2 separate regions of the Homo sapiens genome follow, and region 2 is linked to region 1. Evidence: read pairs that join two places in POLR2A ChIA-PET (ENCODE). Cell type or tissue: GM12878. All regions are shown on one strand. Each heading gives the region's core, and the rest is flanking DNA. Links, peaks and the distances in the headings are about the cores only. Region 1 overlaps DIP2B (disco interacting protein 2 homolog B). Region 2 overlaps DIP2B (disco interacting protein 2 homolog B).

Evidence for each region. Peaks named below come from ENCODE experiments on the same cell type or tissue, not always from the same donor. Only the 100,000 strongest peaks of a DNase experiment are listed, where the experiment ranks them.
Region 2: POLR2A ChIA-PET joins it to region 1 with 15 read pairs; 5 of 35 experiments call an interaction of 5 or more read pairs at or near these places.

Annotation. Positions count from the first base shown.
Region 1 is chr12:50,553,680-50,566,555 of GRCh38, forward strand. All of the region lies in intron 1 of DIP2B (disco interacting protein 2 homolog B), which reads left to right. Among named protein-coding and RNA genes, the nearest start is that of DIP2B, 55 kb to the left of the region's middle. In GM12878, for the core only: no CTCF peak of the experiment used is centred there; no DNase peak of the experiment used is centred there.
Region 2 is chr12:50,657,268-50,670,143 of GRCh38, forward strand. DIP2B (disco interacting protein 2 homolog B) reads left to right here. Exons shown (of 38, transcript NM_173602.3): 4 at 2,927-3,052. Among named protein-coding and RNA genes, the nearest start is that of ATF1, 100 kb to the right of the region's middle. RefSeq lists an enhancer at 4,137-4,196. In GM12878, for the core only: no CTCF peak of the experiment used is centred there; DNase peaks (open chromatin) are centred at 4,224, 4,614 and 7,434; H3K27ac peaks cover 4,384 bases.

The sequences.
Region 1 (12,876 bases), core at 1,659-9,658:
TTCTCACTCTGTCACCCAGGCTGGAGTGCAGTGTTATGATCACAGCTCACTGCAGCCTCGATCTCCTGGGCTCAGGTGATCCTTTCACCTTAGCCTCTCAAGTAGCTAGGACTACAGCATGTGCCTTCATGCCCAGCTAATTTTTTAAATTTTTTGTGGAGATGAGGTCTTGTTATGTTGCCCTGGCTGGTCTTGAACTCCTGGGCTCATTTGATCCTTCCACTTTGACCTCCCAAAGTGTTGGGATTGCAGGTGTCAGCCTGTGCGCTTGGGCTGTTTTCCTTTTTTCTTAATTTTTTACTGAAATTTTATTTAATAGAATTTTATTTCTATTAAAGTTTTACACACACGTATTTGAAAGAGGCAAGTAATTTTATAAGTCGTCACAACAGATAGCTCTTCTGCTTACCTCTTCTACCCAATTTTCTCTTCCCCAAAGATAACCTCTTTTACTTCCTTAACTGATTCTTTTTGGTTTTACCCTCATATCTTTAAGCAACATGCATACATTTCTTCTTAATTTTCAGTACTTTTGCATCATATACTGGCTTCCCACCTTAGCTACCCACCCATGCTTCCATACCACTTTTCCCTCCATATAGTTATAGCATAATTTTGATTAAATATTAGATTGATATTTAATACTTAAGTTATGACTATGTAAATGCTGTTGATAGCTAAATCATGTGGTATACTTTTATTTTTTTCTTTTCTGCTTAGATTTTGTTTTCTCTGTAATTGCAAGATGTTTTATTTGCTTATTTTCTATGTATTTGTCATTGATATGTCTCTATACTCTTAGTTGCATGAATCTGCCTCTATATGATCGCTCATATCAGGTATTCTGTCAGTTTCACCTTGAATAGGTTGTTCCTGGAATCTTCTGAAATGCCTTGGCTTAGATGGATTGGTCACTGGGTGCGTGGCATGGCGGTAGAATGGATCAGCCGTCTCTAGTTTCTTAGGGATTTCCTTTGCTTTGTGTATTGCATCCTGTATATTCTGTGTCTCGTGTCTTTACCTTTTTGAGCTTACTTCTTCACTTTGGTTGAGTGCATCTCTGAAAGACATCTCGCCGCTCCCCCCCCGCCCCTTTTTTTTTCTTTTGAGATGGAGTCTTGCTGTCTCACCAGGCTGAAATGCAGTGGCGCCATCTCGACTCACTGCAACCTCTGCCTCCCAGGTTCAAGTGATTCCCCTGCCTCAGGCTCCCGAGTAGTTGGAACTAAAGGCGCGCGCCACCACGCCTGCCTAATTTTTTGTATTTTAGTAGAGATGGGGGTTTCACCGTGTTGGCCAGGATGGTCTCTTGTCTCCTGACCTCATGATCTGCCTGCCTCAACTTCCCAAAGTGCTGGGATTATAGGCGTGAGCCACCGCGCCTGGCTGACATATCCCATTTTTTATCTCTTTTTTGGAATATAATATTCTTGCCCTCAACTCTTCCTAGTGTCCCCCATTCTAGAGACCCTCTGTTTGCCCTTCTAGAAAATAACTGCAGTCTTCTGTAGGGTGAGGAAAAGACATTCATTCTCTTGGCTTCCTGGAAGAGGAGAGAGGATCTAGGAGTCTTTTCTTATCTTCCTGTTTATAACGTTTTGCCACCATTTCCAGAGGGAATTGGTTCTCCCCTTCCTATGTATTTTCATAGTGTAAGTCTCTTCACCACCTTCCCATCCCTACCCTGTGTTTGCCACTTAGGATTCAGCTTTCTTGGCTCTGCTGAGACATGTATTGCTTATCTACCTGCTTTCCAAATTTCAAATTTTGTCGCTGCTATCACTTTGGTTCTTTTTTGTCCTTATGGTTAATGCTTATGTTTTCCTCCCTACTCATTCAGTGAGGTATGAGAAAGAACAGAGGCTGTGCACTCATTCTGCTATCTCTGACTGGAAGTTGCCCGAGCTGCCCTTTATCTCCTCTCTTCTCACTTTTTATCTGCCTTTTATCTATTTGTCGCCTCTGACTTCTGACTTTTACCCTCATCTTGTTCCAAGCCCAGTCATCTTTAATACTTACTTTTTCCATCTCATTGGGCCTCTCACCTCTTGTTTCCTTTCACCCCATGCTTGTTTGGCGCCTCATGTCCTCCTCTTACTTCTAGGGGCCTCCCTGAGCAGAGTAGGGAGGCCCCTTCTTTCCTTTTGCTTCTTGTCAGTTTCCCATCTCTCCTGTGCTTCTCTGCTTCACTGATATACGAAACACACATATCAAAGGATAGCCTGGCCATGTTTGTGTAGCAGCTCAAGAAACTATTCTGAACAGCAGCAAAAACCACACACCAATCTTTAGAAATTAAATCTTTGTTGATTTAGCATGTCCTGCTTCTCTTCTTCTTGCTATCTATTGTCCCGTGTCACATCTCTGACTCTTCATTGTTTTTTTTCCCCCCAAGATGGAGTCTTTCTCTGTCACCCAAGCTGGAGTGCAGTGGCGCGACGCTCACTGTAAGCTCTGCCTCCTGGGTTCAAGCAATTCTCCTGCCTCAGCCTCCCAGCCACCTGGGATTACAGGTGCCTGCCACCACACCTGGCTAATTTTTGTATTTTTAGTAGAGACGGAGTTTTACCACATTGGCCAGGATGGTCTCGAACTCCCGACCTCGTGATCTGTCCATCTCAGCCTCCCAAAGTGCTGGGATTACAGGCATGAGCCATAGTGCTGGGATTACAGGCGTAAGCCATCGAGCCCGGCCGACTCCTCATCTTTTTACTAACTGTTCACCTATTGATACATCATATTCCTTGTAGTGTTTTGCCACTATGAAGACAGGTATTTACTTTTTAAGTAAAATAAATATTACTAATAGTAAAACAGCCGTTTTACTGGGAGTTAGAAGGGCTGTTTATTGACTTAAATGACACTATGTATTGTGAGACTTTTTTTTTTTTTGAGATGGAGTCTCGCCCTGTCGCCCAGGCTGGAGTGCAGTGGCTCACTGCAATCTCTGCCTCCCGGGTTCAAGCGATTCTCCTGCCTCAGCCTCTCCAGCAGCTGGGACTACAGGCGCATGCCACCACACCTGGCTAATTTTTTGTATTTTTTTTGAGACAGAGTTTTGCTCTTGTTGTCCATGCTGGAGTGCAGTGGTGTGATCTTGGCTCACTGCAACCTCCACCACCCAGGTTCAAGTGATTCTCCTGCCTCAGCCTCCCAGGTAGCTGGGATTACAGGCATTCGCCACCACACCCAGCAAATTTTTGTATTTTTAGTAGAGACAGGGTTTCTCCATGTTGGTCAGGCTGGTCTTGAACTCCTGACCTCAGGTGATTCACCTACATCGGCCTCCCATAGTGCTGTGATTACAGGCATGAGTCACCGCGCCCGGTGCATTTTTTTGTATTTTTAATGAAGACAGGATTTCACCATGTTGGCCAGGCTGGTCTTGAATTCCTGACCTCAAATGATCTGCCTGCCTCCGCTTCCCAAAGTGCTGGGATTACAGATTTGAGCCACCTGGTCGGTATTGTGAGACTTTCTGAATCACTGAGCCTTGATTCTTTATCTATAAAATGGAGATAATAAGCTCTTCCTACTTTATAGGACTTGAAGAAGCAAATGGGAGAGGGTGAGTGAAAGTGGGAAGCTCTGAAATGATTTTTAATTTGTGTGCCCCACACACCTTGCCTTCCATAGATGGTCCAGGCTGTGGTCTGGTTGCTGCTTTCCTGTGTGTGGTGCATGGACACAGGCAGGAGTGAGTAGATTCCCAGAGGACCTACTATGGCTTGGATGATCTCTCCACTTTGGGGCGGGCACCATCCCCTCCATGTCTTCTTAGATTGTTAGATATAAAGCATCGGCTGTACATTCTTACTTTACACACTAATGTTCTCACAACAGTGGCAGGGCCTTCCTAGGCAGAGGACATCTACAAAGAGTGGATGATGGTGGCTGCCACCTGCTGAACTGTGGCTAATGGGCTGCTGGGTGGGGGGATATTGCCTGAGGGATCTGCTGGAGCCCATGGCAGGCAAAAGCCAGCAAAAATTTGTTACTGTTATTGTGACTACATCTGTATGCATGAACCACTTAGCTCTAGAGGAATTTTGGTTACATAAGCTTAGTGGTGGCTTAGTAAATGGATTCTGCAGTTCTTGTTGTTTCTCCCAGATTGAACTTGCCTTTCTGCCATATGATTGGCACTACTGATTGTTGAATCATTTCTTCCAGAACAAGGAAAAATGCCAGGCGTGGTGGCTCCCACCCATAATCTCAGCACTTTGGGAGGCTGAGGTGAGAGGATCGCTTGAGCCCAGGAGTTTGAGATTAGCCTATGTAACAGAGAGACCCCATCTCTATAAAAAACAAAAAATAAGGAAAATACATACATAAATGTTAGTGTTATAGATGGTAAAAAGTGAACAAATGTCAACACAATGCAATATAAATTATCACGTTTCAGCTGAGCGCGGTAGCGTCCTAAGCCTGTAATTCCAGCACTTTGGGAGGCCAAGGTGGGAGGATCGCTTGAACCCAGGAATTCGAGACCAGCAACATAGTGAGACCCCGTTTCTACAAAAAATATTCACAAATTTCAAGATTTATGGAGTTTTATTATATGATCTAGTTCAGAAACTTTTTAGATATGACATTGTTTTGATCAGTCTCCTGTACCCTTAGGGGTAGCACAAGTAATAGGAAAAACAAAATAGGTCTAGATGCAGCAGTGCTGGTTGAAGATGTCTGGGTGATTTAAGTTTCTGTGTTCCTGCCAGGGGTAATAATTGAGAATCATATATAAGGGAACCTTAGGAACCCTCTATTCTAACACTGTTTACAGATGTGGAAATGGAGGTACTGAGAGGTGACTTGGTTTTCTTGAGGCCACACTGTTTGCAGCACTGTATTTCTGAACTTGTATTCTAACATCTCAAGTAGCAAAAAGTGGAAATGAAAAACAATTGAGGGAGCTATCAGTCAGAGATGGTAGAATGAATATCTCTAATAGCCCCTGTTTTTTCCTCATACCTCATTAAATGACAGTAAGAAAAAGCATTAACTCAGAAGAACAAAACAGAACTGCAGAAGAGAGAACAGCAACACAATTTTGGAAACTGGCAAGTGGGTAGATGAACGATTACTGACTTAGTGGCAATGGGGGAGCAAGGCCGTTTACACTTTGAAAACCCAGAAGGCTCAGGAGTGGGTGCACCAGTTCCCTCTGGAAATGGGGGCAAAAGTGGGTTGCAAAGAGAAGGATTCACTGAAAGTTTAAGAAAAGACTCCAGAGCCTCCCTCTTCTTCTATGAAGCCAAGAGAATGTCCTTTCCTTACCCTAGCAGAAGACTGGAGATTTATTTTCTGCAAGGGGAAAATAGAGAGTCTCTAGAATAGGGAACACCAGGTGCAGGTGAGGGCAAGGAGAGCATACTGTCAAGCTCTTCCAATTTGTATATAATTCTTTCCATACCCAGTAGCATGTACCAAGGTGGATTCAGTTCTAAACTCAGAACATGGGTGATTAGGTGATCACCCCAGTACTTCCCCAAGGGACAGACTTCTTATTAACTCCTCTCCACTGAGTACATCACTAAGGCCTTTGGGTGACATTTTATTTTTCCTTTTCTTTCTTCTCCTGTAATTTAGTAGTTAATCTTCACAGAAAAGAGGAAGATGGTGTAATTATTTGTCTTTTTTTTTTTTTTTTTTGCTGGGCTGGCATAACAAAATAATGACGTTTAAAAGATTCAAGGGTAGATATTTTCTTTGGTATTATACCAATTTTATCTCAACAGTTTGACTAACCAACAATTGGTCCTTAAAAAAAATATTATTAGGCTGGGCATAGTGTCTCATGCCTGTAATCCCAGCATTTTGGGAGGCTAATGTGGGAGGATTGCTTGAGCCTAGGAGTTTAAGACCAGCTGGGGCAACATAGCAAGATCTGGTCTCCACAAAAAATTAGCCAGGTGTGGTGGTGCATCCCTATAGTTCCAGCTACTTGGGAGGCCAAGGTGGTAGGATCACTTCAGCCCAGGAAGTTGAGGCTGTAGTGCACCACTGCACTGTAGCCTCAGTGACAGAAACCACACACACACACACACACACACACACACACACACAATTTCTAGTACCATAGGTCTTTAACACTTACAAGGTATCATAGATGTTTTGGCCTTGGGAGTGGGGATGGAATACAAAGATATTTAAAATTAGTCTTTGCCCTTGTAGAGGGGTGAAATGTAGCACACCAAATTTAATACAACCGTTGTTCTTGTGTGCCTGTGTACAAGTATAAGCCGTGTAAAGATTTTTAAAAATATATCTTGTTTCCTACCCTCATAGGGTTTACAATCGAGAATGATCTTTCTCAGCCAGGCATGGTGGCTCATGTCTGTAATCTCATCACTTCGGGAGGCCGAGGTGGGTGGATCACTTGAGGCCAAGAGTTCGAGATCAGCCCGGCCAACATGGTGAAACCCCATCTCTACTAAAAATACAAAAAATTAGCCCTTTAATCCTAGCGCTTTGGGAGGCTGAGGCGGGTGGATCACGAGGTCAGGAGATCGAGACCATCTTGGCTAATACAGTGAAACCCCGTCTCTACTAAAAATACAAAAAAATTAGCCGGGTGTGGTGGCATGCACCTGAAGTCCCAGCTACTCGGGAGGCTGAGGCAGGAAAATGGCGTGAACCTGGGAGGTGGAGCTTGCAGTGAGCCGAGATCGCAGCCACTGCATTCCAGCTTGGGCAACGGAGCAAGACTCCATCTCCAAAAAAAAAAAAAGCAAAAAACTTAGCTGGGCGTGGTGGCATGTACCTGTAATCCCAGCTACTTGGGAGGCTGAGGCAGGAGAATCACTTGAACCTGGGAGGCGGAGGTTACAGTGAGCTGAATTCACTCCAGCCTGGGCAACAAGAGTGAAACTCTGTCTAAAAAGAGAAAGCAAATAAAAATAAATAAATAAAAATTCAAAAATCAGCCAAGCGTGGTGGTGCATGCCTGTAATCCCAGCTGCTTGGGAGGCTGAGGCATGAGAATTGCTTGAAGCCGGGAGGCAGAGGTTGCAGTAAGCTGAGGTTGCGCCACTGCGCTCCAGCCTGGGCGACAGAGTGAGACCCTGTCTCAAAAAAAAATAAATAAATAAAAAAGTCTTTCTCAAATTATATTCTGATGATCAGAGAATGATCTTTCTCAATTTACAGCCTGATGATCACTAATCTCAGTGAGATAGTTCATTTATAAAATTTAGTGGTTTAATTTCTTATCTTTGACAGTCATCTTAAACAGTAACATGTTAAAGGCTTAGAGAAGTGTCTGGCAAATAAACTGTTTTCACATTTTTACAACTTAATATTTCTTAAATTTATTCCATAGAATAAAACTTTAGGAAATAGCAACCTATATAAGAGTGCATTCCTCTAACCCCTATGCACATTAGATTGGCAGTAAATTATATTTGAATCACAGGCCTTTTCTCCTCTGTTTACTCAATATCAATTGTTTAAGGAAAGCTAGATAACTTACCTTTTCTTGCCCTTCCTCCATGCAGCCAAGGGTGAATATTTAAGTTTTATTTCTATGGATCATTCTTCATTAACTGTGCTAGAGGCCATCATTTAGAAGGGGAGACATTTCCAGGTTCTTAAAGCTGAGTGTATTTATATACTATGTAGTCTACATTTGTCATAATATTTCCAGAGTTATTAAAAGGTACAGGAATCTTTTGTAGATGTTTTCTAATGTTTCTGAATGCAGACCTTTATTCACTACCTCCATCTTAGGTGATGGCTTTCACCTAGTTAATTTTTTTTTTTTAAGTGAGAGCTACAAATCTGTCTTAGGGCTTCTGTGAAACTATTCAGAGTACTATCAGTTAAAGTAGCACATCCATAAACACATTGCATCTCAGATAACAGAACACCTTAATTTATGGAAACGATACTCCCGAAGATGCTGTCTATAATTTTTGCATATATAAATTTGTTGTATTATTGATTGATTGAGACAGAGTCGCTTTGTTGCCTAGGCTGGAATGCAGTGGCATGATCTCTGCTTACTGCAACCTCTGCCTTCCGGGTTCAAGTGATTCTTGTGCCTCAGCCTCCTGAGTAGCTGGGATTACAGGCGTGTGCAACCATGCTTGGCTAATTTTTGTATTTTTAGTAGAGACTGGGTTTCACCCATGTTGGCCAGGGTGGTCTCGAACTTCTGGCCTCAAGTGATCCACCCATGTCGGCCTCCTAAAATGCGGGGATTACAGGCATGAACCACCATGCCTGACCTGTTCTACCATCTCTTTTATAAATATTGGTCTGCTTCTCTTTGAAGGGTTCTTATTCTAGTAGTAGAATAAGATAGAATAAGATCATGTTTGTTATCTCTGTATTGACAGGCTTATAAGTGGCTGTTGATTGAATTTAAAGAGAATAAATAAGGTATCATTCAGATATTTGAAATCAATTTCTAAAGTGACAGTAAATTATTTTAGTTATCTCCCTGACCTTGACTGCCAGGAGCAGGCTTTGGAATACAAAGAGGTGGAGAAGAAGGGCGGTAGAGAAAGGGTAACAAGCTGTTCTTCCAGATTTCCTAGCAAGTCTTAGATAATGGTAATACCTGATTCTAGAATACAGAAGGTTATATAGCATAGTGAGGGAGTGTGTATGGTAATAAGAATAAGAGGGGAGGTTATTTAGGTCTCTTCCGTATATAGGGTTGGAGCAAATGCTTAAAAGCATAGAACAGGGCTTTCCTATCTTATTTCAGCAATGCCATTTATATATTTGAAAGTTACAGAGTTAATTTTCTTTAAAAAAAAAAAATTCTAGTCGGGCACGGTGGCTCATGCCTGCATTCCTAGCACTTTGGGAAACCGAGGGCAGTGGATTGCTTGAGCCCAGGAGTTCGAGACCAGCCTGGGCAACATGCAAAACCCCTCTCTACAAAAAATAAAAAAGTTAGCCAGGCATGGTGATGTGCTCCTGTGGTCTCAGCTACTGGAGAGGCTGAGATGGGAGGATCATCTGAGCCTGGGGAAGTTGTCGAGGCTGCAGTGAGCTGAGATCATGCCACTGCACTCCAGACTGGGTGACAGAGTGACCCTGACTCAGAAAAAAAAAAAAAAATTCTCAGGCTTTTTTATGGTCAGACTAAATTATCACCTAAATACAGTACATATGACTTTGTGGCTGTGATGTGTGTTTGTGTGTGAGGGAGAGAGACTGATTGATTGTAATACAATACTATAAGGCAAATAATTTAGCTGTGTCAGTGCCAAAAGAATAATTTTAACTCTTACGTACCACTAAATATATTCTAGCTACCTTTTAAAACCAATATCTCAGTTGGCTTAGCTGCCACAAAAAACCTATAATACTCTAATAAAATTAGTGTAGAACGATTGCTAAAAGTTTGAAGATTATTAACCACAGCTTGACTTACTCATGGAACCAACAGAAGACCTGTTCATCAGTTTTCATTTGTTTGAGTCATTTGGGAGCTGCTGGTTATCTATTTCCAACATATGCTTAAGTTTTGTTGAGATGTATTTTCTTCCACTTTGTTTCTTTTCTTCTTCTGAGATATGGTCTCTCTCTGTTGCCCAGGCTGGAGTGCAGTGACGTGATCTTGGCTCACTGCAGTCTGCCCCGCCTGGGCTCAAACGATTCTTCCACCTCAGCCTCCTGAGTGGCTAGATCTATAGGTGCATGCCACCAGTCCTGGCTAATTTTTGTATTTTTTGTAGAGGCTGGATTTTGCCATATTGCCCAGGCTGGTCTTGAACTCATGGACTCAAGCAATCTGCCTGCCTTGGCCTCCCAAAGTGCTGGGATTACAGGTATGAGCCACTGCACCTGGCCTTTTTTTTTTTTTTTTTTTTTTAAAGGCAGTATCTTGCTCTATTGCTCAGGCTGAGTGAGGCAGTGTGATTATAGCTCGCTCTAGCCTCCAACTCCTGGGCTTAAGTGATCCTCTTCTCTTGCCTAAGCCTCCCAAGTAGCTGGGACTACTGGTGTGGGCCACCATACCTGGCTAATTTTTAAACTTTTTATGGGTATGGGGTGTCACTATATTGCCCAGGCTGCTCTCAAACTCCTAGGCTCAAGCAAGCCTGCCACCTTTCCCTCCCAAAGTGTTGGGTTTACAGGCATAAGCCACCTTGCCCAGCCTAATTTTTTTTTTTTTAAAAGCTCATTCTGTGTACCTTAACTTCTTTGATCCTTCATTCTTGAAATTTTAGCAGGATATTTGCTGGATTTATTTTTTTAGTCCTCAGGTGGTAAGGATTGAGCTAATGACATCACATTTCATAACATAGCATCAGCATTGGTCTGTGCAAGTCCTCTCTCTTAGCTCTTCAGATTAATTAATTTCTTTTTTACCTCCACTTTCCACTTCTGTTCCTATTTCCCCATAGTTAAACTGTTGTAATGTATTTGGTAAGTATCCCTATATTTGTATGCAGTTTTGTAAATATGTAGTGCTGGGTTCTTGCGTGTGTGTGTGTGTGTGATTTGTTAAACTTACCTAAATGGTACTGTATTCTCTTGGTACTATTTAGGGACTGTGTTGCTGTGTATATACCTAGTTCTTTGTTTCTAATCTAACCACCATCTGCCTTTCCTTAAATGATTTGTTCTTTCGGTGATGGACACCAGATTATTTTCAACTTCCCACTGCTGCAGACGATGGGATGAACATTGTTGTGCTTGTTCTGTTATGGTGGGAGAATTTCTTTCAATGTATGCATAAGAGTAGATTGCTGTACTTAATTTGATTAAGCACTGCCAAATTTGGGCACTTTTTCAGATTGTGCAACATTTCCTATTTCTTCAGAAATAGGAAACAGAAAGCTGTTTATCCAGCTTTCTAATTGTTGTCTATCTGATGGGGTAAAGTGGTATCTTAATGTTGTTTTAATTTGTATTCTCCAGTTACTGAATGGCAGCGTTTCTTTATATACCATTAAGACCATATGAACGCCCCCTCTGTGAATTACCTGTTCATATCCCTGGCCCACTTCTTTAATTAGAGTTTCTGTCTTTTCCTGTTTGATTTACAGAGTGTTTTTGTAGAGTTTAGAATATTAGCCTGGTATTTGCCTTTTCTTCATCTGTCATAGTATGTTAATTTTGTCATTGGTACCTTTTGCTGAGTAGGGCTTAATTTTGATATAGGAAGTCCATAATCTTTTACTTTATGGTCTTCTGGAAATATGAAGATATTCTGCATTTTTAATTATGTATTTCATAAGTCAGCATTTCCCATGAGATCTTCCACCTGAGTCCATCATTATATATGACATAGAATAGTAATCCAGTTTTATTTTTCTGCACGTATTGAGGCCATTTTCCTAACCACATGAACTAGTTTGTGGTGCCACTATTTTTTTTTTGGAGACAGAGCTTATTCTTTCACCCAGGCTGGAGTGCAGTGGTGCACTCACAGCTCACTATAGCCTTGACCTCCCGACTCAAGTGATCCTCCCAGCTCAGCCCCCTGAGTAGCTGGGACTAAAGGCATGCACTGCCACACCTGCTTTTATTTTTTTGTGGAGATGAGATCTCGTCATGTTGGTCAGGCTTGTCTTGAACTCCTGGGCTCAAATGATCTGCCTGCCTCAGCCTCCCAAAGTGCTGGGATTGCAGGCATGAGCCACCATGCCAGCTGGTGCCACTATTTTTTTTTTTGAGATGGGTCACTCTGTTGCCCAGGCTAGAGTGCAGTGGTGCGATCTCGGCTTACTCCAAGCTCCACCTCCTGGGTTCATGCCATTCTCCTGCCTCAGCCTCCTGAGTAGCTGGGACTACAGGCGCCCGCCACCACGCCCGGCTAATTGTTTTGTATTTTTAGTAGAGACGGGGTTTCACTGTGTTAGCTAGGATGGTCTCGATCTCTTGACCTTGTGATCTGTGCCACTACTCTTATATATCATGTTCCCATATTTCCATGGCATTCTAAGAGCTCTGGTCTGTTTTATTGGATATAGATAACTGTAGTTATGTTTGTTACGTCAATGCCAGCTGTTTTTATTACTCTGCTTTGTGTTGTGTCTTCACATCTAGTAGGATACATCAATTAAAAAGGCATCATTTCACCCTCAAATTAATCTTAAAAAGTCAATGTAGTCCCAATTAAATTTCATCTATTTTCTCAAGGAATTTGGCAAACATTCTAAAATTTGAATGGAAAAATGAAAGTCATTTTCAAAATTGATTTACCCCTTTGGGGTCCTGTTAACTGCTTAATCTAAGTAGTTCACAGTTTTTGTGTGTGTGCCTATTTGGGCATTTTATATGTCTCGAAATTTATCCATTTCATCTTTTTTTTTTAAACAGTGAAATTTTTATTTTAGAAAAATTTTAGTTTTACAGAAAAATCTTCACTGAATTTAGAATTCTGAATCGACAGTACTTTTTCTTTTCTTTTTTTCTGAGACAGGGTCTTGCTCTGTCACTCAGGCTGGAGTGCAGTGGCATGATTATGGCTCATTGCAGCCTCAACCTCCTGAACTCAAGTGATCCTTCCACCTCAGCTTCCTGAGTAGCTGAGACTACAGGTGCATGCCACCATGCCCAGCTAATTTGTTTTTTTGTAAAGTTGGAATTTTGCCATGTTGCCCAGGCTGGCCTTAAACTCCTGGGCTCAAGGAGTCTGCCTTCCTTGGCTTCCCAGACTGCTGAGATTACAGGCTTGAGCCACCATGCCCAGCCAATAGTACTTTTCTCTTGGCATTTAAAAAATATTGTTTGCACTGTCTTTTGGCTTCCGTGATTTCTGACAAGAAAGCCCATTTATTTTAATTCTGGTTTCATTACATATAATGTGTCTTTTTTTGTTTGAGATTCTCCTTCAATCTGTGAATTTATGTTTTCCAATAAATTTGGAAGTTTGCAGCCATTATTTTTTCAATTACTCTTTCTATACCA
Region 2 (12,876 bases), core at 3,216-11,215, 110 kb after region 1:
AATGGATGCTAAAACTAGTGAGTTGAAAGGTTGACAAAGTATGTAACATTTATATAGTCTCAAAAGTATCCTCCCATGAATTACTTATTAATTGCAAACGGAAGAATGGTTAAGTTTACAGTGAGTTTATTTAGCAGATACCATAGTGACCAAAGTAACCAACTTTGCAATTAGAGTTATGTTACCATAGTGGAGCAGACACCTCCTGACATCATGTTTTGAGAAAGACATTATTTCTGGCTGGGCATGGTGGCTCATGCTTGTAATCCCAGTGCAGCATTTTGGGGGCTGAAGCAGGAGGATTCCTTGAGACCAGTAGTTGGAGACCAGCCTGGGCAATGTAGTGACACCCCATCTTTACAAAAAAAAAAAGAAGAAGACAACAAATTATTTCTATGGTATTTCTGCCAAATTGCATAACCTGAAATTAATTATAAGGAAATATCAAGCAAGCCAAAATTAAAGAACATTTTACAAAATAACTAGTCTGTACAAAAATATCAAGATAATAAAAGGCAAAGTAAGGCTGAGAAACAGTTCTGGATTATAGGGGAATCAAGAGACAGGACAACTAAGTAGGATTTCCTCCAGTAGATCCCAGATCAGGAAAAAAGGTGGGAGGGAAAACCTATAGAGGACATTATTGGGACAATAGACTATGTTGGAATATGGATTGTGGGTTAGATAATAGTTTGTATCAATGTTGAATTTCTGTATTTTGGCTGGTAATCCCAGCACTTCGGGAGACTGAGGCGGGTGGATCGCTGGAGCCCAGTTCAAGACCAACCCTAGGCAGCATACATAGCAAGACCTCATCTCAAAAAAAAAAAAAAAGAAAGAAAAAAAAGAAAAACAAGAATTTCTGGGGTTTGTTGTTTTGTTTTTTTGAGACAGAGTCTTGCTCTGTCGCCCAGGCTGGAGTACAATGGTGTGATCTCGGCTCACTGCAACCTCCGCCTGCTGGGTTCAAGTGATTCTTCTGCCTCAGCCTCCTGAGTAGCTGGAATTACAGGTGCGTGCTACCATGCCTGGCTAATTTCTGTATTTTTAGTAGAGACAGGGTTTTACCATGTTGGCCAGGCTGGTCTTGAACTCCTGACTTCAAGTTATCCACCCACTTAGGCCTCCCAAAGTGCTGGGATTACAGGTGTGAGCCATTGCACCCGGCCAATTTTTCTGGATTTTGAATAATGTCCTGGGGTTATATAAGAGAAAATTCCTTATTTTTAGGAAATATGTTTGAAACATTTCTGAAGAAATAAGTACATATACTTTGATCTCAGCAGTTTTTGTAATTAATTCTAAGAAAATAATTAGACATGTGCTAAGGTGAAAATACTGAATTATTCTTTCTATGAATAATTTCAAAAATTTGGAAATAACCTAGTATCTGATAATAAGGAATTGTGTAAGTAAATCATGGCACATTCATGCAGTGAAATACTATGCAGCCCTTAAAAGTTATGTTGTTGGTCTGTACACAGTGAGGTGTTTCTCCTTGTATTAGTGGAGGTTTTTTGGTTGCAAGAAACAGAAGCTGGCCGGGCGTGGTGGCTCACGCCTGTAATCCCAGCACTTTAGTAGGCCGAGGCGGGCAGATGACAAGGTCAGGAGTTCAAGGCCAGCCTGACCAAGATGGTGAAACCCCACCTCTACTAAAAATGCAAAAATTAGCTGGGCGTGGTGGCGTGTACCTGTAGTCCCAGCTACTTGGGAGGCTGAGACAGGAAAATGGCTTGAACCTGGGAGGCAGAGGTTGCAGTGAGCTGAGATTGCGCCACTGCACTCCAGCCTGGGCGACAGAGCGACACTCCATCTCAAAAAAAACAGGTCAACTTACATAGGCTACCTTAAATAGCTGAGGTAGGTCATAGAAACAAATCAACATTTGAAAAACCCCTAGAAAGGAGAGATAACTCTGGGAATCTCAACCTTGAAGTTTAAAACCTTCCTTCTTTCTAGGGCATTGTCACATTGTCGTTAAAGTGATTCCATTTAGGACCTGCAGTTTCTTGATTCAGAGTTTAAATTTAAAAAAGAGGATCTCATTGGTCTAGCTCTTATAAGGGGTATATTTACTTTACAGAGCGGTATGGAAGGATAGTTTGTTTGTGGATTAGGCCCATTCCTAGACAAAAGGAAACTATTTTTTTTGTGACTTAGGAAGCTACCTCAGCTGTTATCTACCTCAGTAAGATTTTGTAAGAGTTTTTTTTTTTTTTAGCGGGATACAAAATACTGTGTACAGTATGATTCAATTTTGTGGAACTATAGAGTGACCTTTGGAGTGGGGGTAGAAAATGAAGAGTTTTGTTTGGATGTGTTAATTTTGAGATTCCTATTAGACATTCAAGTAGAGAGCTGAAATTTTTTGTGCCCAAAGTGGCAAACAATTAACATCTGCCCTTATGTTTTTCTAGATCAAAATAAATCCTTCTCTTCCTGTGGCATAGAACTGAGGGGTCTCAACCAAGTTTTCTTTCAGACTTGAAAGAAATTTTCTTTCAGTTAAGAAAATCCTAAGCTTCTTTTCTTGAAAAATAATGAGTGTTCTCCAGGCACCTGCACAGCGCTCATTCCATTTGAGGCAGAATTTCCTGCTTGGCACAGATGCATGTTAGACTCAGTATTCTGTCCCCACCCACCTCCCCACATCTCTGTCAACTCTTTGTCTGGTGTGTTAAGGAGTCACACATCATTCTGGACTTCATTTTCCTCCTCCGTAAAATTATCCCTGGCTTCTTTTATTTTTGTTTTTGATTTTTATTTCTAATTGGTCTTAATCAAATTATAAATAAAAATCATCTGAACGTCCCCTTTACCTTTTTTTTTTTTTTTAAACAATTGAGGCAGTGATAGTTCAGCTCACAGTGGTAAACACTTTCAAGAGCCGGAAGCTAATAAATGCAAATGTTTGCTTTTTCAGATATCCACACAGAAGCAGTTCAGGCTGCACTGGCAAAGCATAAAGAACAGAAGATGGCTTTGCCCATGCCAACCAAAAGGCGATCCACATTTGTTCAGTCTCCTGCAGATGCCTGCACACCTCCTGGTAGGTTTATCAGAGCTTTTTCTCTCTGACAGTTAATACCTTGATGTTCCTGAAATAAGTTCTGCTTTTTCTTTTCTGAGGTAAGAACCAGAATCTTCTCCCCGCCATTAGAGGAATGTAAGAGAACACTCTGAGGTGGCAGATTTTGCTTGTCATCTCGTAAACAACACACAAAAAGATGTCTTAAGAGTAAAACTATTCAAAACTAAACAAAAAAACTTTCCTTCTGAATTTCCAGTCTTTTTTTTTTTTGGCTGTAATCCCCAGACTTATGTAGTCATAAATACAGGCCAAAGCTTAGGCCAAAATCCTGCTGTGTTAAATAGCCACTTTCATTGTCACCCAATATACTACTTGTAGTCATATATCTAATTCATTTGTACTCCTAAACCAAATGCTTCGTCTCTGCAGCAGGCATGAGAATTGTTGGACTTGGGACAAAAGTTTTTGTGTCATTAACAATTATGGAAGAGCAATCATGCAAAGTTGTGATGGACCTGCAAAACGTATATAAGTGTGTTTATGTGTGTGTGTGTTAATGTATTTTGTACACATTTATTTATTTTTTAAGAATCTACTTTTTATAACGGGGTCATGAGATCAGTGAGAACTAGGTATCTTCATCCCATCCCTGTTCACCAGACTTCAATCCTTATGCTCCCTAAGGTAAATTTAAAGAGTTATAACTTCATATTTGAGGAATAACTAGAAACAATCTAAGTTGTCTTGTCTGTTCAGAATCTCTCCCAAAGTTTTTTTAAAACCTTAAAAAAAATTTTTTTTGAACTTCTCTAGTGGAAGCTCGAAAAAAATTTTTTTTAGATCGAATCCCAGACAAGATCTTGATATAGGCCTTTGAGACTAAACATAGTAAATCTATTTCAGAGCCTCAATATAGTGTCTCTCTTTCTACTTTCATGTTACTGGTAATGAAATCTTTGAGAACAAATTTCCCCATACTTTTTTGGCCTAAACTACTTAATACGTCTTTGGGGAGATTCCTAGGTTGCCTTATGGTTGACTTTGATTCACAGCTGTCAAGTTGTTGAGCTGTTCATACTGATCCTATTCCCTGATCCAGATTAATATTAATAGTTTTCTTCTCGGTTTTGGCTAACTTCTCAGAGCATTTGGGTATGCTGTGGGCTCATTTACTGTGTGTGCTTTTTTTCTTCACATCTGTGGTGTCAACATGTTTGAAAGAGAAATAGCTCTGTGGCTTCAAGTGTTTCTCAAAATGTATCACAGGGTACCTCTAGCCGGCTATCACAGTAAGACAGTTTGTGTCTATAATGGTGCATACCTCAAACCTACTCATTGAAAATCTTGGATGGTTTCCCTTCCACATTAGTACAGCACAAGTTGGGTCCTCATGGACAAAGGGGGCTCTCAGTTTAGTAGCTATTCCTTTTTGGCAGATTACACTGCAGTGTGGCTGAGGGTTCAGTTGCAGTAAATGGCAAAGGGTAGGGAGCAGCATGACATGTAGTTCTTGGAAATAATCCCCTCCAAAGCTGTATCAAAGACATGCAGTTTCAGAGTAAATAGGCTGCCCTTATGGCTTTGGGTGAAATGTGAGAATGCAGCAAAGACCTTGAGAATGCTCAGAAGGAGTGGAAACCTTTTTTATCCGCTTTTACAAAAGTCACTGCCTGAGGGGAATTCACGAACTCTAGAAACAAATCGCAGCTGTTCATTGCTGAATGAGACTGTAGTCCTTTGAAATTAACTATAGGCCTCTGTATTTCTAGACACTAATGTTCTCCTCTGTCTGCAGCCTTGACGTTGTGGCCTAATGTTCTTGATCATATTATATGTTTTATACATAATAATTTCATGATTCCAAAGATACAATCCTTTCTCCTAAGACTTGTATTCAGCAGAACAGAGTAATAAAAAGGTTCTGTACCCATTTATCTCCTGTTCTGGGGATCTCTGGGTAGTATCTGAGAAGGCTTCATGTGCTGTGAGGGACATCTGTGTTGTCAAATAGAAGAGGAATTCTCTCACAACAAGGGGAAACATTGAGCGCACCCTGCATAGTGATTTCTCACACAGCCCCCACATGGGATATCTTGATGCTGTCATGCAACAATTACACACATGCCTAAGACAAATACTTTGCTCTAGTGAGGAAATTTGGGAAGAACTCTTATCATAAGGCTTCCATTAGCCCCTTTCATTTTAGGGAGTAGAATTTGCTGTTCCCACATTAGGAATCGATTCCATTCTCTCCAAGATCTTAAGAGCTACCAATTGGCTGTTTCCAATGCCTAGTTGTAGCTTAATCCTACATCAGTATCTCCCAGAACTTGTTACAGCCTAACCCAGCGATGTGGAATAGGTTTTATCTCGCATATGTACTCTGATAGCCATAGAAACACTGAAGCTTAGAAGATGCCGAGGCTGTGTTCAAGGGAAGGGAGGAGGAAGAAAACTTACATTAATCATTGCCATTAAAGTCTTTAAAAAAAAAATGAGCTTCTGGCCAGCTACCAAAGTGACCTAAAGCGGGGTACGGTGGCTCATGCCTGTAATCCCAGCACTTTAGGAGGCTGAGGCAGGCAGATCAGGAGGTCAGGAGTTCGAGATCAGCCTGACCAACAAGGTGAAACCCCGTCCCGGCTAAAAATACAAAAATTAGCCAGGTGTGGTGGTGCGTTCCTATAGTCCCAGCCACTCAGGAGGCTGAGGCAGGGGAATTACTTGAACCCGGGAGGCAGAGGTCGCAGTGAGCCGAGATCGCGCCATTCAGTCCAGCCTGGGTGACAGAGCGAGACTCCATCTCAAAAAACAAAACAAAAGTGACCTAAGAACAGTTGTGGTGCCGGGCGCAGTGGCTCACGCCTGTAATCCCAGCACTTTGGGAGGCTGAGGCGGGTGGATCACAAGGTCAGGAGATCGAGACCATCCTGGCTAACACAGTGAACCCCGTCTCTACTAAAAATACAAAAAATTAGCCGGGCGTGGTGGCAGCGCCTGAAGTCCCAACACTTTGGGAGGCCGAGGCGGGTGGATCACAAGGTCAGGAGATCGAGACCATCCTGGCTAACACAGTGAACCCCGTCTCTACTAAAAATACAAAAAATTAGCCGGGCGTGGTGGCAGCGCCTGTAGTCCCAGCTACTCGGGAGGCTGAGGCAGGAGAATGGCGTGAACCTGGAAGGCAGAGCTTGCAGTGAGCCGAGACCGCGCCACTGCATTCCAGCCTGGGCAACAGAGCCAGACTCCGTCTCAAATAAATAAATAAATAAATAAATAAAACAGTTGTGGCCAGGTGTGTTGGCTCATACCTGTAATCTTCACACTTTGGGAGGCTGAGGTGGGAGGATTGCTTGAGCCTAGGAGGGGACCAGCCTGTGCAATATAGCGAGACCCCATCTCTACAAAAAATTAAAAAGTTAGCTGACTGTGGTAGTGCATGTCTGTTGTTCCAGCTACTTGAGAGGCTGAGGTGGGAGGATCGCTTGATCCCCAGAGGTCAAGGCTGCAGTGAGCCGAGATCAATCAACCGTACTCCAACCTGGGAGACAGAGTGAGGCCCCATCTCTTTAAAAAAAAAAAAAAAAAAAAAAGCAAACAAAAAGTTGTACCACTCTTGCAGGGAAAAATTAGCCTAATAGCCTAATATTTTACAGGATTTAGTTGCATCTTTCTTTGTACACTGCCTGAGATGTTACAGCATACATCATAAAGCACATCTTGGGTCAAGGCTGTCACTCTGCACTTGCTGTCTTGTATGCACCTGGTTTCTGGGATAACTTCTAGAGTGCACCAGCCAGTCAGCTTCTTTGGGAGGCACTCAATACGTAACTGTTTGAATTACTGAACTGATGAAAATTTAGAGCTGCTCTTTTTGAGGGATTTAATAAAAAGGATTAAGGAGTAAAATATGTCAGATATTTTGGCTTTATTTATAGTATCATATAGTCTGGAAAATATGGTAAATAGTTGGCATGGGAAATAATTTGTCTTTTGTTCACAAATCACCTGATAAGATGTCAGTCACCCTAAAATTTGCTTATTGAATTATGTACACTAATTTCTATCTTGTGAATTAGAAAATTTAAATTCTCTAAATTGGTAGCAATCTATGGTTCTTTTAGTGCTTGTGGCCTTTTTCAGAGTCTTTTAGACTGCTTGAATTACTGCCATCCAGTTCCCTTTATGTGCTGAAATCATTTACTAATGTCATGAGGCAATTACCTCAGCTCTTTCTTTGTAGGGGTTCTTTGTGTAATGCTATTACTCATTCATACGGAAAAGCACAACGCAAAAACTACAGCATATATTTTTTCCCTCTAAGCTTTTTCCGCACCCTTGTGGACTTACCCTTTGCTGCGTTCTGAGAGTGCACAGATGACCAAATAGACCACATAATGACCCTAAAGCACAGTAAGCTATTTCAACTAGCTTAAATTTAGAAGTCTGTCTCACACAGGACTCTGCTTGAGAGTAGCTAGAGTAATTCATAGGGCCAGAAGACAAGGAGAATTTCCCTCCTTTTTTGGTTTTTGTTTTTTTTTTTTTTTTTTTTTTTTTTTTTTTTTTTTGACACAGTCTCTGTCACCCAGGCTGGAGTATAGTGGCTCAATCACAATTCACTGCAGTCTCAAACTCCCAGGGTCAAGCAGTCCTCCCACCTCAGCCTCTCTAGTAGCTGGAACTGCAGGTGCATGCTGCCACACCCGGCTAATATTTTTATTTTTTGTAGAGTTGGAGATGGGGTCTCACTGTGTTGCTCAAGCTGGCCTCAAACTCCTGGGCTCAAGAGATTCTCCAAAGTGTTGGGATTATAGGCATGAGCCACCACACCCTGCTCTATATTTCTATATATGAAAATGATACCCAGCAACAGATTGGGATATTATCCTTTTAACCTACTTTAATAATGCTTCATGGAATTATAGTACATTATGGTATGCAAAGAACTTTCACATACTAATGACCGCCCTGTGTCATTTGTTTCTCATAAATACTCTGTAAAGTAGGAAGGGCAGATTTAGAGATAAGGAAATAAGCAAGTTCATAGTCGCTAAGTAATTTGCCCCAGGTCAAATAGCAATTAAGTGTCAAACTCAAAATCTTGATTGTGTTCATTATTCCACTGAAGTGTCATGTTTATTTAGAAAATTCTATTTACTTTATAGCCGCGACTCATGCCTATAATCCCAGCACTTTGGGAGGCTGAGGCCCGAGGATCCTTTCAGCCCAGGAGTTTGAGACCAGCCTGGGCAACATAGCAAGAGTTATCATCTCTACAAATAATTTTTTTTAATTCCTTCATAGTGCTAAATAAAATAAAAATTTTAAAAATTAGCTGGGTATGGTAGTGTGTGCCTGTGGTTGTAGCCACTCAGGAGGCTGAGGTGGGAGAATCACTTCAGTCAAGGCTGCAGTGAACCATAATCACAGCACTGTACTCCAGCCTGGGTGACAGAGTGAAACCTCAACTGAAAAAAAAAAAAAAAAATTCCTCTTTCCCTAATAGATACTCACGTGTATGCATGGTACTGGAATGAGCATTTTTACAACCAAATTAAATAACTGTTGTCTTCTGAATGGTTATAGTCCTAAATATGTATCAGTCAGTTAATTTGAACTTAGAATACCTGCTGATTTACCAGGTTGGGGAGTCTTTCCTAAATATTCTAATTTTAACCTAAACCACAAAGTAAACAAAGTTGGCAAATCAGACCTCCATAATAAATGTGCTCTAATTAATAGAGTCAGATCATTTTAATAGTGTATTTTATGATTGGTGTGGGGTAGGACCAATGGTCCACAATTACTTGGGAGACTAGTGAATATCCAGTGTTCTTTAAGCCAAAGTACAATAAAAACCCACTGTATCCGGTTGAATTTGTTTCAATACCTGATTGTAAAATTTAAGGTTTGCTGATAAGAGTAATGTTATGGTTACCATTTATTGCATGCCCTCAGTGTACCAGTCAAAGGGCTAAGTGCTTAACATATATTTTTTTCATTTTTAGTTCACTCAACAGTTTTCTACCCCATTTTACAGAAGAGAAAACAGGTTTAGAGAGGCTCAATAACTTGCCCAGACTTCTGTTTTTAGACATATCAGTTAGATAACCTGAAAATTATCTCCTAGAAAGATAGGGGAAAGAAAATGTTCTTTTAGAAATACTGGGTAAAATGTAACCAGCTTTTTAAAAAATGTATACAGGAGCAAGGGAGAATGATGAACACTGAAAAATCAGAATGGTGAGGTGGTGCTTACTTCCGCTGGGCTGTAGGGAGGAGAATCAGCAAGCCAGGGACCTTAATGTTAACTATAATGATAAAACCTTGGGCCCATCTAAGGTTGCAAGCTGGAATTAAGATCCCTGGAGGGACTTGCATCTTTAGCAGTTGGGTGAATTAGAAAAAAGGAACCTGTCAAAAAAGCTTGCCTGAGGCCGGGCGTGGTGGCTCACGCCTGTAATCCCAGAACTTTGGGAGGCTGAGGTGGGTGGATCACGAGGTCAGGAGATCAAGACCATCCTGGCTAACACGCTGAAACCTTGTCTCTACTAAATAATACAAAAAATTAGCCGGGCATGGTGGCGGGCGCCTGTAGTCCCAGCTACTCGGGACGCTGAGGCAGGAGACCCTGTCTCAAAAAAAGAATAAAAGGAATTAGCAAATTCCTGGGCTCAGGCCATCCTCTCAAGTAGCTGAGACTATAGGCACACACCACCACACTTAGCTAAGTTTTGCATTTTTTGTAGAGACAGGTTTTTGTCATGTTGCCCAGGCTGGTCTCAAACTCCTGAGCTCAAGCAGTTCATCCGCCTCAACCTCCCAAAGTGCTTGGGATTACAGGCGTGAGACAATGCGCCCGGCCAACATGCTAATTGTTTATATGTTTACTAATTGGTTATAGATGGATTGTAGGCTTCTGGTGACCAGTATTCAATGGTGCCTTGTTAAAATCACAGCAGATTATAAACTGAAAGGCAAACTATGTTTTCAGAATTGTTTTCTGTTGCGTATTCGTTATATATAAGAGCTTAGGGAAGATGTTTTATTTATAAGTGATAACAGTCATGAGTTTATTTTTAATCAGAGCAGAATCAGTAGGGAAATGATAAATTTCTATTATTTAATTTTGCCCAAATTTCTACAAATTCATAACAATTTCCTGGGTGACAAATTGCTTTTAAAATAATATTTAAGGGACCTTGTTTTGATTTTTAAAAAGATACAATCCCAGAGCAGTGCTACATTTTATGTAGACTTCACTACATAATCGTCTTTTAACTTTACCCGGATAGTTTCTTATCTGTGACCATAGGTTGAGTTATTCATAGTAAGCACCTCATTTCTCAGGTGGCATCATTTGGCACAGTATTATTTTCTTCTACCAACTGTTAGTCAGTTTCTGCTATCTTTCCCTTCATGTTTATAGGAAGCAATTAGCCATTTAAATTACTCTTAGGAAAAATTTCAGGTTATTCCAAATCAAAAAGAAATACACATTCCTTTTAACCATTCTCCTGGGGATTAGAAGAGGAATTAATGTTGATTGGCCAGGTGCTATGGGCTGGCACCAGTATGGGTGCTTTCTGTACAGTGTCTTTGTTCATGGTCTCCCAGCTATGGTTAGGATAAAGGCAAGTTTCCTTAGCTTGTCTTACAAGGCCCTTGGTGGCCCAATGCTACCTACTTGTCCAGTCTCATCTCCATGACTATCAGTCTTGCATCTGTGCTCTGGCTAGTCTCTGTTTCTTTAATATCTTTAAAAAGTTTTCTGTCCCCTCCAAGCTTTCTCGCGTGCAGCCCCCTCTACCTGACGCTGCACTCTCCCTACCTCTGGGCCTTTCATAACTAATCCCTACTTAGCCATCAGGCCTTGGGTTAGGTCTTACTTCCTTGGGTGCCTGCCTTGAACTCCTCTAACTCATCTCAGTCCCATAAGAATAGGGACTATGTCTTCTTGCCCAACTTTTTATTCCTACCAACTACTGTAGTGCTTAGTGTGTTTGTCAAATGGACGAATAAGTAAACAGTCTTCTCAGATGGGTAATTTTATCCCCAAGTCACATAGCTAGTAAGAGGTGGATCCTAGAGTTTGAATGGAAGACTGACACCAAAGCCATGTTTTTTTCCACTACGCTAAGCTGCCCCATAGTTGTAAGTCATTAAACACTGAAGACTGGCAGACAAACAGGGTAACTGAATTGAAACAATACACCTAATTGCATAATTGATCCAATATAGAAACATAATGAAACCCATTTTCCATAAACCTAATCATGAAAATACTGGTTTTACTGTCTTTTTAAAATTGGGTTATTCTGATTTTAAACTTAAACAAATTAAAATACATATAAATGATACAATAAAATGATACAATAAAAGCAGCCCACAAATCCAATGGAGATTGTGGAATCTTGAGATAACTTACCTTGAAAATACTTTATTCTTAAGGTCAAATTCACCTATCCTAGGGGCCCTATCCCAACTTCCTCTCTGTTTTTTTTAACATGTTTGCTAAGACAGGAATATTTGTGTCCCGGGGTACAGTTGAAATGTTAGAATATTTTCTGAAAATTACACAAAATGCTTTCCTTAAAGGGGTACAGATGTGATTACTTCTTTTTTTCTTTAAATTTTCTTTTAATCACCCCCCTTTTGCATGATAGATCTCATTCTTCTTTATGGACCTCATCACTTTATCTCTTTGGGATCTGGTCACTATTTATCTCTCCACCCTCATTTTTTTCATTTTTTTGCCTTACTCTTCAAAGTCTTTGCTCTATGTACAAAGAAGTACTTGAAATCCCTGACTGTGGTTGGTTCCCATCCTGCGAAACCCTTTGATTACTCCCGTTTCTTAGCATCTGTTTTATTCTTTTGAAATTATCTGTGGGCTTCTGTGTCTCCTGTAAGCCTTTTTAGGGCACTTACTGTGTCATAAGCACTCATACACTTCACAACCCCTAGGACTTGACATAGTTCCTGGCACATGTTGTGATTAGTACTTTTTAAAAAGCAAAAACAGTCACAGGCTTCAGACCTTCCTCAATATGAAATAATAAGTTGGAGGTAGTACAGAACAAGAAGCAAGGGTATAGTCATTATATAACTTTCTGGGTTTTTTGTTTTTGTTTTTGAAATGGAGTCTCACTCTGCCTCCCAGGCTGGAGGGCAGTGATGCTATCTCTGCTCACTGCAACCTCCGCCTCCCGGTCTTAAGTGATTCTTGTCTGCCTCAGCTTCCCGAGTAGCTGGAATTACAGGTGTGCACCACCATGCCTGGCTAATTTTTGTATTTTTAGTAAAGACAGGGTTTCGCGATGTTGGCCAGGCTGGTCTTGAACTCCTGACGTCAAGTGATCCACCTACCTCGGCCTCCCAAAGTACTGGGATTACAGGCCTGAGCCACTGCATCCGGCCCATTATTTTAACTTTCTCTCTTGCTCTGGACCTGCAGAATTTGACTTCTAGATTAGATGAGTCTTTTGTGGTTCAGGTTCCCATTGTGAGGTGCCAGCAGTTTTCCAGCCCCATTGGTTATGTATTTGGCTCTTTGAACCAAAGCAGAACATGAACCTACAGTGTCACCTGAGTTAGACGGAAAGGGTTCTGCAGTACTAACCACAGAATGTTTAATTTTTAAAAACAATGAAATTCAATCCACAAGTTGTAAATCATAACACCCAGAAATCATTTAGAAAGGTTTATCTCACATTAGACCAAATGCCCTCTTTAACTGCGTGCTTCATAAGCTTAGAACCCTGAAATAAATTCCTGACTTCTGTTTTCCCCGGCTTTTGCTTCCCTATATTTGGTTGAGTTTTTTTACCCACCCCCCA